2 separate regions of the Homo sapiens genome follow, and region 2 is linked to region 1. A link is a loop called in an ENCODE intact Hi-C map of the cell type or tissue named here. Cell type or tissue: dorsolateral prefrontal cortex. All regions are shown on one strand.

The links. Hi-C counts contacts between places; a loop is a spot of excess contacts. Peaks named below come from ENCODE experiments on the same cell type or tissue, not always from the same donor. Only the 100,000 strongest peaks of a DNase experiment are listed, where the experiment ranks them.
Region 2: it touches region 1 in a loop (9-fold over the local background); 68 of 110 quality-filtered maps call a loop at or near these places.

The regions. Positions count from the first base shown.
Region 1 is chr9:122,096,347-122,104,346 of GRCh38, reverse strand. No RefSeq gene overlaps it. Among named protein-coding and RNA genes, the nearest start is that of TTLL11, 7.0 kb to the right of the region's middle. In dorsolateral prefrontal cortex, CTCF peaks have their summits at 4,668 and 4,879 (motif pointing left); a DNase peak (open chromatin) is centred at 4,856; H3K4me3 peaks cover 379 bases; H3K27ac peaks cover 1,811 bases.
Region 2 is chr9:122,347,338-122,355,337 of GRCh38, reverse strand. No RefSeq gene overlaps it. Among named protein-coding and RNA genes, the nearest start is that of PTGS1, 20 kb to the left of the region's middle. RefSeq lists a silencer at 4,530-4,736. In dorsolateral prefrontal cortex, CTCF peaks have their summits at 4,373 and 4,578 (motif pointing right); DNase peaks (open chromatin) are centred at 382 and 4,577; H3K4me3 peaks cover 495 bases; H3K27ac peaks cover 126 bases.

The DNA of each region.
Region 1 (8,000 bases):
TTCCGAATCCCAAGTCTTCCTCTTTCTTGTTTTACTCCCTCATTTTGGGAGAGCACATTCTCAGTTGTTCCTCAAAAGTGTACTTGGAATATAAATTTTTGAGGCCTAGAATGTCTGAAAATATTATTCTAGCTTCATACTTGATAGTTTGGTTGGGTATAGAATTCTCCATCACTTTGACTTATAATTTTGAAGGCACTGCTCTACTATCTTCTAGATTCTGTGTTGTTGAGAAATCTCATGTCATTCTGTTTCCCATTCCTTGTGTTTTCACTGTCCCTCCTACTTTCTTTCTCTGGATATATTTAGGATTTTATCCTTCTCAGTCTATCAGAATTTAACATGATATGGCTTGGTATGTGCCTATTCTATTCACTGGGCTGGATACACAATAAACCTGTTCAATTTGGAAATTAGTATCATTATATACTGATAAATTTCTTACATTATCTATTATTTCATTCCTTTTTATTTTTATTTTTTTGAGACAGAGTCTCGCTCTCTTGTCCAAGCTGGAGTGCAGTGGTGTGATCTCGGCTCACTGCAACCTCTGACCCCTGGGTTCAAGTGATTCTCCGGCCTCACCTTCTGGAGTAGCTGGGACTATAGGTGCGCACCACCATGCCCAGCTAATTTTTCTATTTTTGGTAGAGATGGGGTTTCACCATGTTGGCCAGGCTGGTCTGGAACTCCTGACCTCAGGTGATCCACCTGACTCGGCCTCCCAGAGTGCTGGGATTAAAGACGTGAGCCACTGCACCCGGCCTACTTCATTCCTTCTTATTGCTAAATAATATATTATTGAATGGATGTACCACCTTTTATTTATCCATTTATCACTTGATGACATTTGGATTGTTTCCACTTTTGGGCTATTATAAATAGTGCTGCTATGCACATCTGTGTACACGTTTTTGTGTGGACACGTTTTCACTTTTCTTGGGTTTTCATTCCACCTGGGAATGAAGTCACTGGGTCGTATGGTAACTGTATGCTTAACCATTTGAGGCACTGCCAGACTGTTAACAAAGCACCATTTTGCATTTCCACCAGCAGTGTGAGAGCTGCAGTTTCTCTACATCCTCACACTTACTGTCTTTTTGATTCTAACTATCCTAGTGGATGGGAAGCACTATCTCACTGTGGTTTTGATTTGCATTTCCTTGATGGTGAATGATGTGGAGGATCTTTCCTGCTTATTTTTATTTTTATTTATTTATTTATTTATTTATTTGAGATGGAGTTTTGCTTTTGTCACCCAGGCTACAGTGCAATGGCGCGATCTTGGCTCACCGCAACCTCCGCCTCCCGAGTTCAAGTGATTCTCCTGCCTCAGCCTCCCAAGTAGCTGGGATTACAGGCATGTGCCACCATGCCCGGCTAATTTTGTATTTTTAGTAGAGATGGGGCTTCTCGATGTTGGTGAGTCTGGTCTCAAACTCCTGATCTCAGGAGATCCTCCCACCTCGGCCTCCCCGAGTGCTGGGATTACAGGCATGAGCCACCGTGCCCAGCCTCCTGCTTGTTTTTGTAAATAAAGTTTGGAACACAGCCATGCTAGCTCATTCATTTACATGGTGTCTGTAGCTGGTTTCTCATGATAATGGCAGACTTGGGTGGTTGTGACAGAACCTACAAAGCCTAAGATATTTATTATATAGTCCTTACAGAAAAAGTTTGCTGATTCCTGCTCTACACTACAGAGGCTTATAATCTTGCTGTGAAGGTTTGTTTATATCAAGTTCCCAATATACTGGAAGTGTTAAGCAAATGTAAGTTTCTTCCTTTCCTCCATCTTTCCCTCCCGCCACTCCTCTCTCTCTTCCTTTCTTTCCTAGGGCTCTTTCTCAGAGCAGACAAGATTAGGCCTCCATCTGCAGCTCCAATTTCTCCCTAAAGCTGTCTTCACCTCCCTCCGGCCTGCCCCTCCAGGTATGTCTGTCCACCAGGTGCCAGGTGTGGCTGCCCAAAGATACCTCTGTCTTCCATCAGCCTTCTCCAGGAGGCTTCCCAGGGCAGGGGCTCCACAGGAGGTGTTGCTAGTCTGGAGGTCTCCTAGTGACCATTCATCCCCCCAAGACAAGGGGGTGCTATCCTTGAGGCTGATGGCAGCTTCAAGCTAATCTCCCAGGGACAGGGATGCCCTGGAGGAAGAGGCCCAGGGGGAAGGAAGCCAGGATCACCTCCACTCATCCTCAGGATAATAACTAGAGGGGGCAGGCTCCCCAGTGCTTCCAGAGACCCTTTCATGAAGTTGTTGAGCCCCAGGGTACAGACCAGGGCTGTGGGACCCCAGACTTACTGCCATCTCCTAAGCTTCTTCCTTGGCAAAGTGAAAGCATTGGAAGGATGAGTCTTTTGGGGACAGTGAGGAGGGAGGAGGAGGAAACTGGGAGTCTCTGAAATTTGGCTGGTGAGAGGGGAGCCCAGTCCAAGCTCCTGGTGCCTGAGGAAAGGGCAATGCTGATGAGCCTGAGCAGCAGGAAGGGCCCCAGTTCCCTCCTATCTCGGTCCCCTTCCCACAGCCGCCCCCCACCACCTCTGGGCTGCTTAACTGCAGTAGACTCCTCACTGGTCTCCTCACCCCGATTCTGCCCCCAAGCCCTCTTCCAAGGTAGAATAAAGTTAGGGGTCAGGCTCTGGGCCCGGGTTGGCATATGAGCTCCAGAACTTCCAGCTGAGTGACTTTGGGCACCCACTTACTTTCCTTGTGCTGCTTCCTGATCTATAAAGTGGGAGACCACTGCTGTCTACCTCCTTAGTTGCTGTGAGCCATAAACTCAATAATCCACGTAAAGGGTTTAGGACAATAAATGTTAACTTACTTTTATTTCTCAACGTGCAGAGCTTTATTTCTGAAATAGAAATCTGACCAGTCAGTCCTCTGCTAAAAACCCTCCTAGGGACCCCTGAAGCTATGGGAAGGAGCTTGTTTTGTTTTTGTCACCAGGCTGGAGTGCAGTGGCACGATCTCTGTCACCCAGGCTGGAATGCAGTGGCACGATCTCCACTTACTGCAACCTCTGCCTTCTGGGTTCAAGCAAGTCTTATGCCTCAGTCTACTGAGTAGCTGCGACTACAGACATGTACCACCACGCTGGCTAATTTTTGTACTTTTAGTAGAGATGGGATTTCGCCATGTTGGCCAGGCTGGTCTCGAACTCCTGACCTCAAGTGATCTGCCTGTCTCGGCCTCCCAAAGTGCTGGGATTATAGGTGTGAGCCACTGTGCCGGCAGTGAAGGGGCTTGTTCTGACCCTGAGCTTGCCAGCCTCTGCATGTCTTTACCACACCCCTCCTGCCCACACCCAGCACCCCCTTACGTTCCCTAGTTCACCTGTCAGGGCCTTTCCCTGAGTGATCGGTTCTGCCAGGCGCCCTGCTCTTGTCCCTGTCCCCTCTTCTGGGACGTCCCTCCTTGACTTCCACGCACAGCATGGACACATGGGTGTGCAGAAGTGGAAAGGGGTACTCGGTGCACAGATATCATATGGCATTTTGCAAGCCATGAAGCAGGGCCCCACCCCAGTGGGCTGTTGGTCACTGTGGGTCCCACTGTCTGCTGTTGTGTTTGAAAATAGCCTCTGGCCTTATGCCTCTCCACCTAAGCACATAATGTATGACGTGGGTTCTTAAAACTTGGAATCAGTTAAAATGTATCTTATTTTAAACAAAACTAATCCATGCTATTAGAAGTCAGGAAAGCAATTACCCTAGGGTGGGGCTTCCAGGGTGCTGGGGATGTTCTGATTTTTGATCTGGGTGTTGGTTTCTTCGGTCTTTTCAGTTTATGAAAATCCATCGAAGTTTTCTGTGTGTATATTACCCTCCAATAAAAATGTCAAAACTGTTTTGTTTCGGTAATTTCCTCTTTCACCCCTATATCCCTTGACATACCTGTAGATACAGAACTGTAAAACCTAAGGCAACAATGCCCAGGCTAAATAATTCATAATCCAATTCCATAAGTGCCATTTACTCTGTGCTGGGCCCTGTGCTGGGGGCCCAGGGGACTGAATCAACCACAGCCCAGTCCTCCAGAAACTCCTGGTCTGTGGGGATGGGGAAATGCAGCCTAGCATGGGGTGGAGAGGTCATAAAAGCAGATCCAAGAGGAGGGGATGTCACTGCTTTCTAGAGAATCATAAAGCCAAGAGGGACATAGGGGCATAACAGAGATCAACAGGTTACTTGAGGGTTTGGTATATGCCGGCCGTTTCTGTTCTAAATGCTTTTCCATGTGGTGGCTAACTTAATCCTCAAAGTAACAGGAACACCGGGAGGTAGGTACTATCATTTTCACCTTTTCACAGTGAGGAAAGAATCACAGAAGAGCCAGGTAACCTATCTAAGTATAATCAGCCAGAAAGTGGGAGAGATAAGACTTGAACCCAGGCTGTCAGCTTCAGAACTCAACTCGTGCTCAGCCTCCAGGCTAAACTGTGCTGTGGGGAAAATAATGTTCAGTTAAATGCCCAAATACACAACGAGGCTCGACATACAGATGTGCTCCATGAACAATGGCTACTACTGACAATAAGAAAGAAACAACCTATTAGAGAAAAAGTTAACCTGAAACTGAACATGACGCCTTTTGCTCATTCATTAAGATCGGCCACGCCGCCTTCCGGGAACTGGATGCCCCCGGGAGCTCAGCCATACCCTAAGAAAAGGAGATTTTGTAGCTGGGCCTGAAGGATAAACTGAGCGGATTGGGTCAGGTGAGCTGTGAGGGAGGGTGCACCCAGCAGAGAGAGCAATAGTGGCAAAAGCCCAGAGGTGCAAAAATGTGTGTGTTTGCAAGCTTAGCTGGGCAGAGCTCGCGATTCAGAGGCGCTTCAGCCTTCTCCCTCTTAAAAACTGGACCTCGGGCGCCACCTGGTGGCGACCTCTGATACTAATAGGGCAGAAACAACCAGCTGGGGCAAAAGTTCCCCACACCCTTCTCTCCTGGACCATTTGTTCCTCCTGTCTCTTTCCCCACAAATGGATTTGCTGTAAAATGGACTTTTACAGCTGTTAACGTCAATTTAAAAATTTAAAAAGTCAATTGACTTTGACAGCTGTAAAAGTCCATTTTACAGCAAGTCCATCTGGGGGAAAGAGACAAGGTGTTGGGATGTGGATGGGATGGGAGTGGTGAAGACATGGTGAGGTCAGTGTCAAAACAAGCCCCTTCCCGGCCGATCGCAGTGTCTCACGCCTGTAATCCTAGCACTTTGGGAGGTCGAGATGGGTGGATCATTTGAGGTCAGGAGTTTGAGACCAACCTGGCCAACATGGCGAAGCCCTGTCTCTATTAAAAGTACAAAAATTAACCCGTGTGGTGGGGAGTGCCTGTAGTCCCAGCTACTCGGGAGACTGAAGCATGAGAATCGCTTGAACCCAGAAGGCAGAGGTTGCAGTAAGTGGAGATCGTGTCACTGCACTCCAGCCTAGGCAACAGGGTGAGACCCTGTCTCAAAAACAAAAACAAAACAAGCTCTTTCCCATATAGCTTCAGGGGTCCCCAGGAGGGTTTTAAACAGAGGACTGACATGGTCAGACTTCTATTAGAGAAAGAACACTCTGAGCATTGAGAAATAACAACTAAGGTAAAATTTTAATTTAAAAGTACATTGATTTTCCAGTTATTAAGGCAACGCGTGCTCATTGTAGAAAATGTGGAAATTATAGAAAAGAATAAAGAAGAAAATAAGTCACCCTTAATTCCATCACCCAGAATAACCACTACTAATATTTTGGCATATCTGCCTCCAGTGTTTTTCCCTGCATATAATTTTCACAGAGCTGAGGATTAAACTCGCTGGTGTTTAAATGTATGTTGAGTATTTTTGTGGACAAAGTCTTGGTGTGTGAATAAGTGTGGGTGTTGGGAGCTGGTGCTGGTGTCAGACCACTCTGAGTTTGAATCCTGTCTTTGCCTTTACTAGCTGTGACTTGGGCAAGCGCCTTCTCTTCTCGGAGTAGTAGCCATTTCCTTCACCATCTGTAAAATGTGATTAACAATGGGACCCATCCCAGAGCTGGTTTACAGATTAAATGACATGATGTATGCAAAATGCTTAGGACAGTGCCTGTCGCAGAGAGGTTACTCACCAGTAACAGATTACTACCTAAAGCTTTGTCTTTCCGACTCTTATCAGCAGTCTCTAGAAATGAGATTGATTTCAAGGTTCAAGGATATGAAGAGCCACAAGGTTGTTACGGTTTGCCAAAACTGAGTGGAAAATTTTAAGCAAGATCTCGTGTCTCCGGCACCACAGCTGTTCTCATTTGTCTCTATATTCTTCCAGGCCCTGTTTACGCAGAGCACTTTTTAAGCATTGTAATTGCAATGCTTGCACCAGTTCCCTTAATGTTACATCATCAACATTTTCCTAAGCGGCTGAAGCTGTCATTGACAGCGTTTGCTATCATTCACTTAACCATTTTTTAATTGTTGACTATCTGGGCAGTCTAATTTTTCATTCATTCATTCATTCATTCATTCATTCATTCATTCAACAGTTCCAGAATGCCTACTCTGTGCCAGGCACTGAACTAGGCACTAGGATATTGTGGTCAGCAAGAACAACACACCCTTTATATTCTGGCACCCAGACTCTGGCTGGCAAGACAGGCTATAACAAGTAAACAAACAAGTAACACTCCAACTGTAAACTATGGTGAGTGCTGGGAAGGAAAAGGAGAGAACTCCCGGAGAACTTTATTTTCACATTTGTGTATTTTTTGGAAGTAATCCTAGTCCTGAAATCTAACCTGCTTTTGCTTCTTAGCAGACACAGCTAAAGCTTTTCTTGAAGAAGTCTCATGTGGGTTTGGATTTTCCACTAACACATTTTAGAATTTCCTGAGAAGTCAAGGGTGCCATGGTATTCAAAGACCTGACAGTCGGGCTCAAGTGGGCCTTGTTTCCTTTCTTTTCTCCCTTGCTCAGAGGCTTGTATTTCAACTGGTCCAGTCTGCTCCCTGCCCTCTTGAAGAAGCAGATGATTATCCCCTTCTTAAATCTTGCTTCACCTTTTCTTCATCTTCCCTCTCAGTACAGGGCCTCCATGAGCCCTGGGAGTCTTTAAGCCAATGGGCAAAAGCACCCCCATCCCATGGCCAAAGCCATGATGGGTGAGGCTTTGCACACATTGGATTTCAACGCCCGCAAGGCCTCTTGCATGACTGCAGCAGCCCTATCCATAGCTCTTCAGTGACCACCCCACCTAGCTTTCTATCAACCTGATTCCTACTCCACCTCGAAGACTCAGCTTATAGTCTCTCTCTTATAGGAAGCCTGGTCTAGCTTTCTAATTCACAGTAAATTCTCTATTTCTTGAGCTACTGGATGAATTTTATTTTTTACTCTTTGCCTCATTGGCACTTAATCATATACTCCCTCATGACACCTCCTATTTTCCTCTCTTGCATAATTATTTCATCTGAATAAGTCTGACTTAGATGAAGAGATCAGAGGTATCTGTGCAGATGTATCATTTACACTGAATAATGAAGGAGCAGTAGCCAGAGATCTAAAGAAAGGCAGAGGGCATGTGCAAAGGCCCTGAGGCAGAAGAGGTCTCGGGATGTGAAGCCAAAATGAATATTTCTATATGGGATTGTCCTTACAGATTTGACATATGAGGCTGAAAATGACTCATTCATTAATACATCCATACTACTTTGTTCATACTACCATGAACAAAGCAAGGGCCACTGTGTTCCAAGACCCAAGAGATGGGGATACAGAGATGAATCAGACAAGATTTGTTCTTGCCCAGACTAATGGTGGAGGCTGAGATGATTTCTAGATAGTGTGACAGACAGACCAGGGTTGAGAGTTGTGGATGAGAATTATGGGTGTGAATAGAAGAGCACAGAGAGTAACTATTTCTGCCTGAGGCACTGGGAAAAGTTTGTCTAAGAACAGACATGAAGGAAGGGAAGTCCAGACAGAAGGAACAATGTTTACAAAGGCATGGAGGCAGGGAGAGGGGTTGATTTCAGAA
Region 2 (8,000 bases), 250 kb before region 1:
GAGGCCTACAGCTGAAAGAGTTTGCCCAAGAACACGAAACAGAGAAGGAGCTGGAATCCAGGGCTCCTGGCCCCCAGGCCAAGGTCCTTCCCCAGTTGGCTCTCAAGATGGAGTTTGTTTGAGGCCCTGATTTCTGCCCCATCTGCCCAAAAGGTCAAATTCAGGCAGCCCACCCCCAACCCAGAGAGCGTCTTGTTTCTCAGAACCCACGAACTCAGGCACTGGAGGGAGCTGGGAATCTCAGAACCCTCACTCTGAGCCCTCACTCCGAGCCCTCCCTCCTTCCTCTTCCTTCCCTCTTCCTTTGGCTCCTCTGCAGACCTCTGGCTGGACTGGCTCTTCCTTCCTCTTTCCCCAGAACCCTCTCCCCACCCCCAGCAGCACTGGGGATAGACAGAGAGGAGGGATCTCAGCCCAGGCCTGGACCTTGAGGCACATGGGCAGCAAATGTGCAAGGCAAGAGTTCATTTGCTGCCACCCCGTCAGGCAGCCTGCGTTCTTGGACACAAGAAACTGAAATCCACCTCCCCAGCCTCCTGCTGGCCCTGCTGCTGCTCAGGGCCCACAACACAGGTCATTTTCTCTGCCCAGTGGGCCCTCAGAGTCAGGCAAGCAGCAATCACCCTCCCTGCCAACATCACTGTTTCCAGAGGCTACAAGCTCTCGGAGGCAAGCTCCTCCAAGAGGCATGAGTTCCGCCTCGGCCCTTACTAGCTGTGTGACTTTGAGCAAATCACCTTGCCTCCCTAAATGGCCAAGCCCTCATCACTAACATGGAGATAATTGTATGCATGGGCTTTAAAGGAGAAAAGAGATAGCATGGATAAGCACCTGGCACAGAACCTGGCATTTAAATGGTTAATGTCATTATGAAGTAGAGGAAATGTCCCTCTTCTGACCATGGCTTTTCACCAGATTTGTATCATTTATTTTCAAATCCTTTCTGAGTCTAATCTAGTTTTTAAGTTCTGTCCTATAGCACAGAGTTCAAAGTTTAACTTAATAACCAGTTCCTGGCTGAGCGCAGTGGCTCACGCCTGTAATCCCAACATTTTGGGATGCTGAGGTGAGTGGATCACCTGAGGTCAGGAGTTCGAAACCAGCCTGGCCAACATGGTGAAACCCCGTCTCTACCAAAAATACAAAAATTAACTGTGCATTGTGTCATGCACCTGTAATCCCAGCTACTCAGGAGGCTGAGGCAGGAGAATCACTTGAACCCGAGAGGCAGATGTTGCAGTGAGCTGAGATTGCGCCACTGCACTCCAGCCTGGGCAACAGAGGGAGACTCTGTCTCAAAAATAAAAATAATAAAATAACCAGTTCCTTAGTGCTTACTTTGTGCCGAGCACCTGGAACAGGGAAGAATAAGACAGAAGCTTCTGTGCCCACAAGGTACCCACACTGTGATGGGGGACACAGACATTGACCACTGACCAGGCAATGACCATGGGATAAGTCCTGGGAAAGAGGAGAAGAGGAGGCAGGTGAGGTACATGCAGGGCACCTAACTCAGTCCCCAGGGTCTTCCCAGAGAAAAGGTGTTCGTAGCAGAGAAGACAGTAGGTGCAAAGGCCCAGAGACAGAGAGTTCCCCTTTAGAGGAACTGTGAGAAGTAGATTGCATCTCAAGTGGATAACAGCTAGTACAGTTGACCCTTAAACAATGCAGGGGTGGCGAGGCACGGTGGCTCATGCCTGTAATCCCAGCACTTTGGGAGGCTAAGACAGGTGGATCACTTGAGGTCAGGAGTTCGAGACCAGCCTGGCCAACATGGTGAAACCCTGTCTCTACTAAAAATACAAAAATTATCTGGGCATCGTGGCAGGCACCTGTAATTCCAGCTACTCAGGAGGCTGAGGCAGGAGAATCACTTGAACCCAGGAGGCAGAGGTTGCAAGGAGCCTAGATCATGCCACTGCACCCCAGCCTGGCAACAGAACTAGACTCTGTCTCAAAAAAATAAAAATAATGCAGGGATTAGGGAAACTGACCCCCATGCAGTCAAAAATTCACATATAACTTTTGACTCCCCAAAAACCTAACCATTGATAGCCTACCGTTGTCCAGAAGCCTTACCAATAACATAACAGATGATTAACACATATTTTATATGTTATATATATTATATGCTATATTCTTACAATAAAGTAAATTAGAGAAAAGAAAATAGAGCCCCAATAAAAACTCTGAACACTGAGCTCAGATGCACTTCCTCAGTTGGCAATACTCCACAGATATTGTCACATTGATTCTAGGAGAGTGACACATTCTGATTCCATGGGAAGGACAATGGAAGCTTTACTTCATGTTTGAAAGAAACCCCCCTGGGCTCTGCCCTATACATCTCTCCCTTTGGCTGATCTTAATCTGTATTCTTTCCCTGTAATAAACTATAACCATGAGTATAACGGCTTTCAGTGAGTCTTGTGAGTCTTTCTAGCAAATTACGGAATCTGAGGGTGGTTTGGGGAACCTCTTGAACTTGTAGCTGGTATCAGAAGTGATGGTGGACAGGCATCGTGGCTCATGCCTGTAATCCCAGCACTTTGGGAGGCTGAGATGGGTGGATCACTTGAGGCCAGGAGTTCGAGACCAGCCTGAGCAACATAATGGTACTGTGTCTCTACAAAAAATAAAAAATCAGCCTGGCATGGTAGTGCATGCCTGTAGTCCCAGCTATTCAGGAGGCTGAGGTGGGAGGATCACGTGAGTCCAGGAGGTCAAGACTGCAGTGAGCCATAATCATACCATTGCACTCGAGCCTGGGTGATAGACTGAGACTCTGTTTCAAAAATAATAATAAACAAATAAATGAATAAATTTTAAAACTTTAAAATTTTTTGTCCAGGCACAGTAGCGCACACCTGTAATCCCAGCATTTTGGGAGTCCAAGGTGGGCAGATCACTTGAGCTCAGGAGCTCGAGACCAGCTTGGGCAACATAGTGAGACTTCATCTCTGGGGGAAAAAAATTAACACAAAAAATTATTTTTTAATTTTTTAATTAAAAAAAATTTTTAAGAAATGAAGGTGGGCCGGGCACAGTGGCTCACGCCTGTAATCCAAGCACTTTGGGAGGCCGAGGCGGGCGGATCACAAGGTCAGGAGATCGAGACCATCCTGGCTAACACGGTGAAACCCTGTCTCTACTAAAAATACAAAAAAAAAAAAAAAAAAAAAGCCAGGCTTGGTGGCACGCACCTGTAGTCCCAGCTACTTGGGAGGCTGAGGCAGAAGAATCACTCACACCTTGGAGGTGGTGGTTGCAGTGAGCCGAGATCACACCACTGCACTCCAGCCTGGGCAACAGAGCCAGACTCCATCTCAAAAAAAAAAAAAAGAAAGAAAGAAAGAAATGAAAGTGGTCTTGTGTGGAGTCTCTGCCCTCTAACCTTGTAGTTGGCCCAACTTAGCACAATTTCTTATGTGATATTTCAGTTAATAGTGCCTCTTAGGCACTATTATCATCAATCCCATTTTGGAGATTGGGAAAATGAGATAAGGAACCTGACTGAGGTCACACAGTTATCAAATGACAAAAGCGAAATTTAAAAGCAGATACCAGCAGGGCTTGATGGCTCACGCCTGTAATCCCAGCACTTTGGGAGGCCAAGGCGGGAGGATCATGAGGTCAGGAGATTGAGACCATCCTGGCTAACAGGGTGAAACCCCATCTCTACTAAAAAAAAAAAAAAATACAAAAAATTAGCCAGGCGTGGTGGCAGGCGCTTGTAGTCCCAGCTACTGGGGAGGCTGAGGCAGGAGAATGGCGTGAACCCAGGAGGCGGAGCTTGCAGTGAGCTGAGATTGCGCCACTGCACTCCAGCCTGGGCGACAGAGTGAGACTCCATTGCAAAAAAAAAAAAAAAAAAAAAAAAAAAGCAGATACCCAGGCACTAGCATCTACTCCTGTAACCACTGTGCTATGCTGCCCAGCTAGTGGGGGAAAGAGGGGGCTTGTGGGAAGCAGAGCTAGAGGGTTTGTAAGAGACTATTTCTAAGAGGGTGGCAATTCTAAGAGGCAGCCTGGCAAAAAGGCTAAGTTTTGTCCTGGGGGTAATAGGGAGCCATTGATGGTTTCAAGCAGGGAGAATATAAGTATTCATGCATTTTAACAAAGTCCCTCTGGATGTAGACTGGGGAGTGGATTGCAGACAGGCCTGAGTGGGGAGAAGACCAGGTGAGGACAATGACGCGGCTGGACCCGAGTCGTGGTCTTGAGAATAGAGAGCATGGGACACATGCCATATGTGCCTAAAAGGTAGGCTTGACAGGACTTCGGGACAGACCGGATTTAGGGGAAAAGAGAGGGGGAAGAGTCAAGGGTAAAACCCAGGCTTCCAGATTAGACAATTAGGGTATTAAGTCCCTTAGACTGGGAAAGACAGAAGGAAGAACAGATTTGAGGTGGGCCATACCACCATTAATAGTCCCAGATTCCCAAAGGGGTCAATGCCCCAGAACAGGGCAACCCCCACCCAGGCACAGGATCCCGTGTCTAGACCATCAGTTACCAGGACAATGCAGCTAGCTCCCAGCAGAGAAGTGGCACCCTCCCCTGCCTGTGAGTGGCCACCAGGTGGCAGCATAGGCCGCCTTTTTCCAGGGCTGGCCTGGCAGGCCGGCCAGAGGAGGGAGAAGGAAGCATCTATTGCTGCTGGAGATGCAGCTTTGCCACGAGACCACGGAAACTGGACCACAGGCCTGTGGAGATGAGTTCCTGCAGCTATGAAGTCAAAAAAGCACCAATCTAGTAGTCAGGAGTCCTGGGTTCTAGATACACCAGGGACCCAGAGCAGACACCTGCCCCTCTCTGAGGCTATGGGTTTTCCTTAAAGAGGGCAAACCCTCCTTAAGGAAAGAAGGCCAGAGCTGCCAGACGGAGTATTAATTCCTTCTCTGTTTTCCATCCCCGACAGCTGTGGCTTTTAACCATATTTTTAGAGGCAACTTCTTTTTTTACAAGCAAAATCCAAAGACCCTCTCACTCCCTGCACCTCCATCCCATGTATAAAACAGAAAACATGTTTACACTGATCTGCTGTGGTTGGAGTAGAAGCTGGGGACTCTCCCAAGCCCACACAGAAGATAAAATCTTCACCCTGACGTTGAGGCCCCTACCTCTCCAGTGCCATCCTCATTCTCCTATCCAGACTGAGCGATCTTTGCCCATCCTGGACCTTCTCTTGGGAATATCCTTCCCCTCCTCTCTTGATTCAAACCCTCCTCATCCTTCAATGTCAGATCCCTTGACACCTCCTCCAGGGAGCCCTCTCCAAAGCCCCTAATGGAAAGCGTCACTCCCTCTACCACACTGCCCTGGCACCTCAGTCCCCCACAAGTACCAAGCACCTGCTGTGTCCGGGCAATGCAAACAAGTGAACAGCATCTCTCTTCTCTCTGATCCTGAGCACCTGCGGGGGTCAGGGGAGGGGACCATGCCTGTTTCCCCCATAACAGAGTGTGCCCAGCCTCACCCAGCTAGGAGCTGGCAGACCAGCCTCTGCCCCACCAGGCTTCACTGAGCCACGTTAGTGGTCACCTTTTCTGGGCTTCAGCTTCCCCCCTCTGTATAATGGGGGCAGCTAACACCTAATCAGGACTGTGTGTAGAATCAGGACTAGCTACGTAATTTGAGGGGCCCTTTGAAAAATAAAAATATGCAGCCCCTTGTTCAAATATTAAAATGTTCAAGACAATGGCAGTAGAAGATTAAACCAAGCACAAGTCACACACCTGTGGAGTCTGTGCACTACACAAGAGGTCTGAAATCAGCCAACCTATGCCCAAGTGTGGGGCTGTGTCAGCCAAAAAAGATGGTCCGTTTTCTTCATGTAAGTTCACTTTCTGTTGGTCAAGCTGGGGACCAGCAGGACTGCATCCTCCCATTAGGGAGCACCTTTTCTCAAGTCAGACAAAGGTATGGTATTGGCCAGCAGGCACCCTGCCCGACTTCATAGCACTACCATGTAAAATGGGCTTGTTGAGTGAGGAGAGAGAACCAAAATCCAGACACAAGAAATTGGAGACCAGGGGCCAGGTGTAGTGGCAGGCACCCATAATCCCACACTCGGGAGGCTGAGGCAGGAGAATCACTTGAACCTGGGAGGCAGAGGTTGCAGTGAGCCGAGATCATACCACAGCACTCCAGCCTGGGTGACAAAGTGAGACTCTGTTTAAAAAAAAAAGATAGTGGGGATTTATACCAGAGATGTGCAATCAGGACAAGCCAAAGGGTGGAGATCCGAAACTGCAAACCTCACCTCAGAGCAATGTGATTCAAGGCCAACTTCCAAGTTCAGAGGTCAACAGCAGTTGCTCAGTCCTTGCCTTGTTCTTTCAGCCAGTATTTACTGAGCACCTACTATGTGCCAAGCACAGTTCCAGGCTTCATGATACAGCAGTGAGCAGGACAAAGTCCCCTTCCTCCCAGGGTTCACATTCTTGCGGTGGGGAGAGGAAATAAACATTATTGAAAGAAAATAAATGAACCACCCAACTAAAGATAAGTGATATGAAGAGAATTAAACAGGGTGAGAGGGAAGGACTGCTGGTAGGTGGGCTGGTTCATATAGGGTGGCCAGGGAGGGTCTCCCTGAGGAGGTGACATTTGAGCTGGGCTCTGAATGAAATGGGGCCAGCTGGTGCCCCAGCTGCAAAGCATGGGGGTGGGCGTGCGGAGCTGCCTGCAGGAGGAGAGCCTGCAGAACCACACTTTGCTAAAAAGGCGAAGGCGAAGGCAGGCTGGGCAGGAAGTCTGGCCCCCTGTAACCATATCCCCAGGAAGGAGGAAGCCAGGAAGACGCTTTCAGCAGTCGTATTCATCAAGGCCTCTGCTCTAACCCGGGGCAGCACCAGAGGCTCCTCAGGCCCGATCCACCTTCGGCCAGGCCGCCTGGGGAGGGGACAGCAAGGGAGGGAGGATAACCCTGGATTCTCTTCCAGACAATAAATGCTTCCAGGTTCCTAGGGAGCATTCTGTGGGTCACAGCTGCATCTGATCTCAATTACCCCAGGGTGTAGGGTTCCCCGGCCGGGCAGGGATAGGGGTGGAGGGGAGGCCGTTTCTCCATAATCAGAATCTCCTGGCCTAGTGGGTGAAGACACCTCAGGACAGGTCCCCAAAATTTCAGGACGCAGGAAAAGGGTTCTCCCCAAAAAGAGAGGTCTGGCTGTGTGTGAGTGGAGGCTCTGCTTCACAGCCATTTTGCTGTGTGACCTGGTGCCACTCACTTAACCTCTCTGGGCCCCTGTGGGAACTGTGAAGATTCAACCTTTTCCTTTCCTACCTTTTCCCACCAAAGAGGCAAGAGGACAATCTAGGCCAAGAGGGCAAAGCTCAATGCTATGGGCTGGGCTGGGCTGCAATGGGTGGGGTTGCTAACTCCTTACTTTTTCCTGACTTGATTAGATCTTAACCCTTATGCAAATATGTCCCCGCCCAAGATTATGGTGCCAGCATTGTCAGGAGTAACATCTCCCAAAACAGAGCAGGGCCGAGTCCCATTCCTCAACCAGCTGGGGCAAGACACTTTATATCTCTGGGCCTCAGTTTACTCATGTCCACCTCCAAAAGGGACGTGAGGATTCAGTATCAGGTGTGACGCCGGTTCACCCAGTAAGTGATCATTCCATCAGTTTTTCAATCAACAACCACCATGAAAGTGGCAATGCCTCTAAGCACGGGAGAAAGCCCCCGGTTTGTAAAAATTTTGCACAATAGGGTTTTTGTTATTGATGGCCTTAAGCAAGTTTTTCCTCTTCCGGGTCTCTGTTTCCCATCCATAAAGGTGCCTGCAAACAACGTTCCGCTCAGAAGAGGGTGTTTTAGGCCAGAGTTGTGGGGCGTGGCTCAAGCTACAGTGGTAGGTTTCTTAGCTGGTGAAACTTTCCTCCGAAATCCTGGGTTTCACTGTGCACCTTCTCTTGTCAGGAGGCTGAGGAACCGTAGCACAGGGTTGGGTTTTTAGCGGAGCAGGAAACTGGACGCGGGGAGTG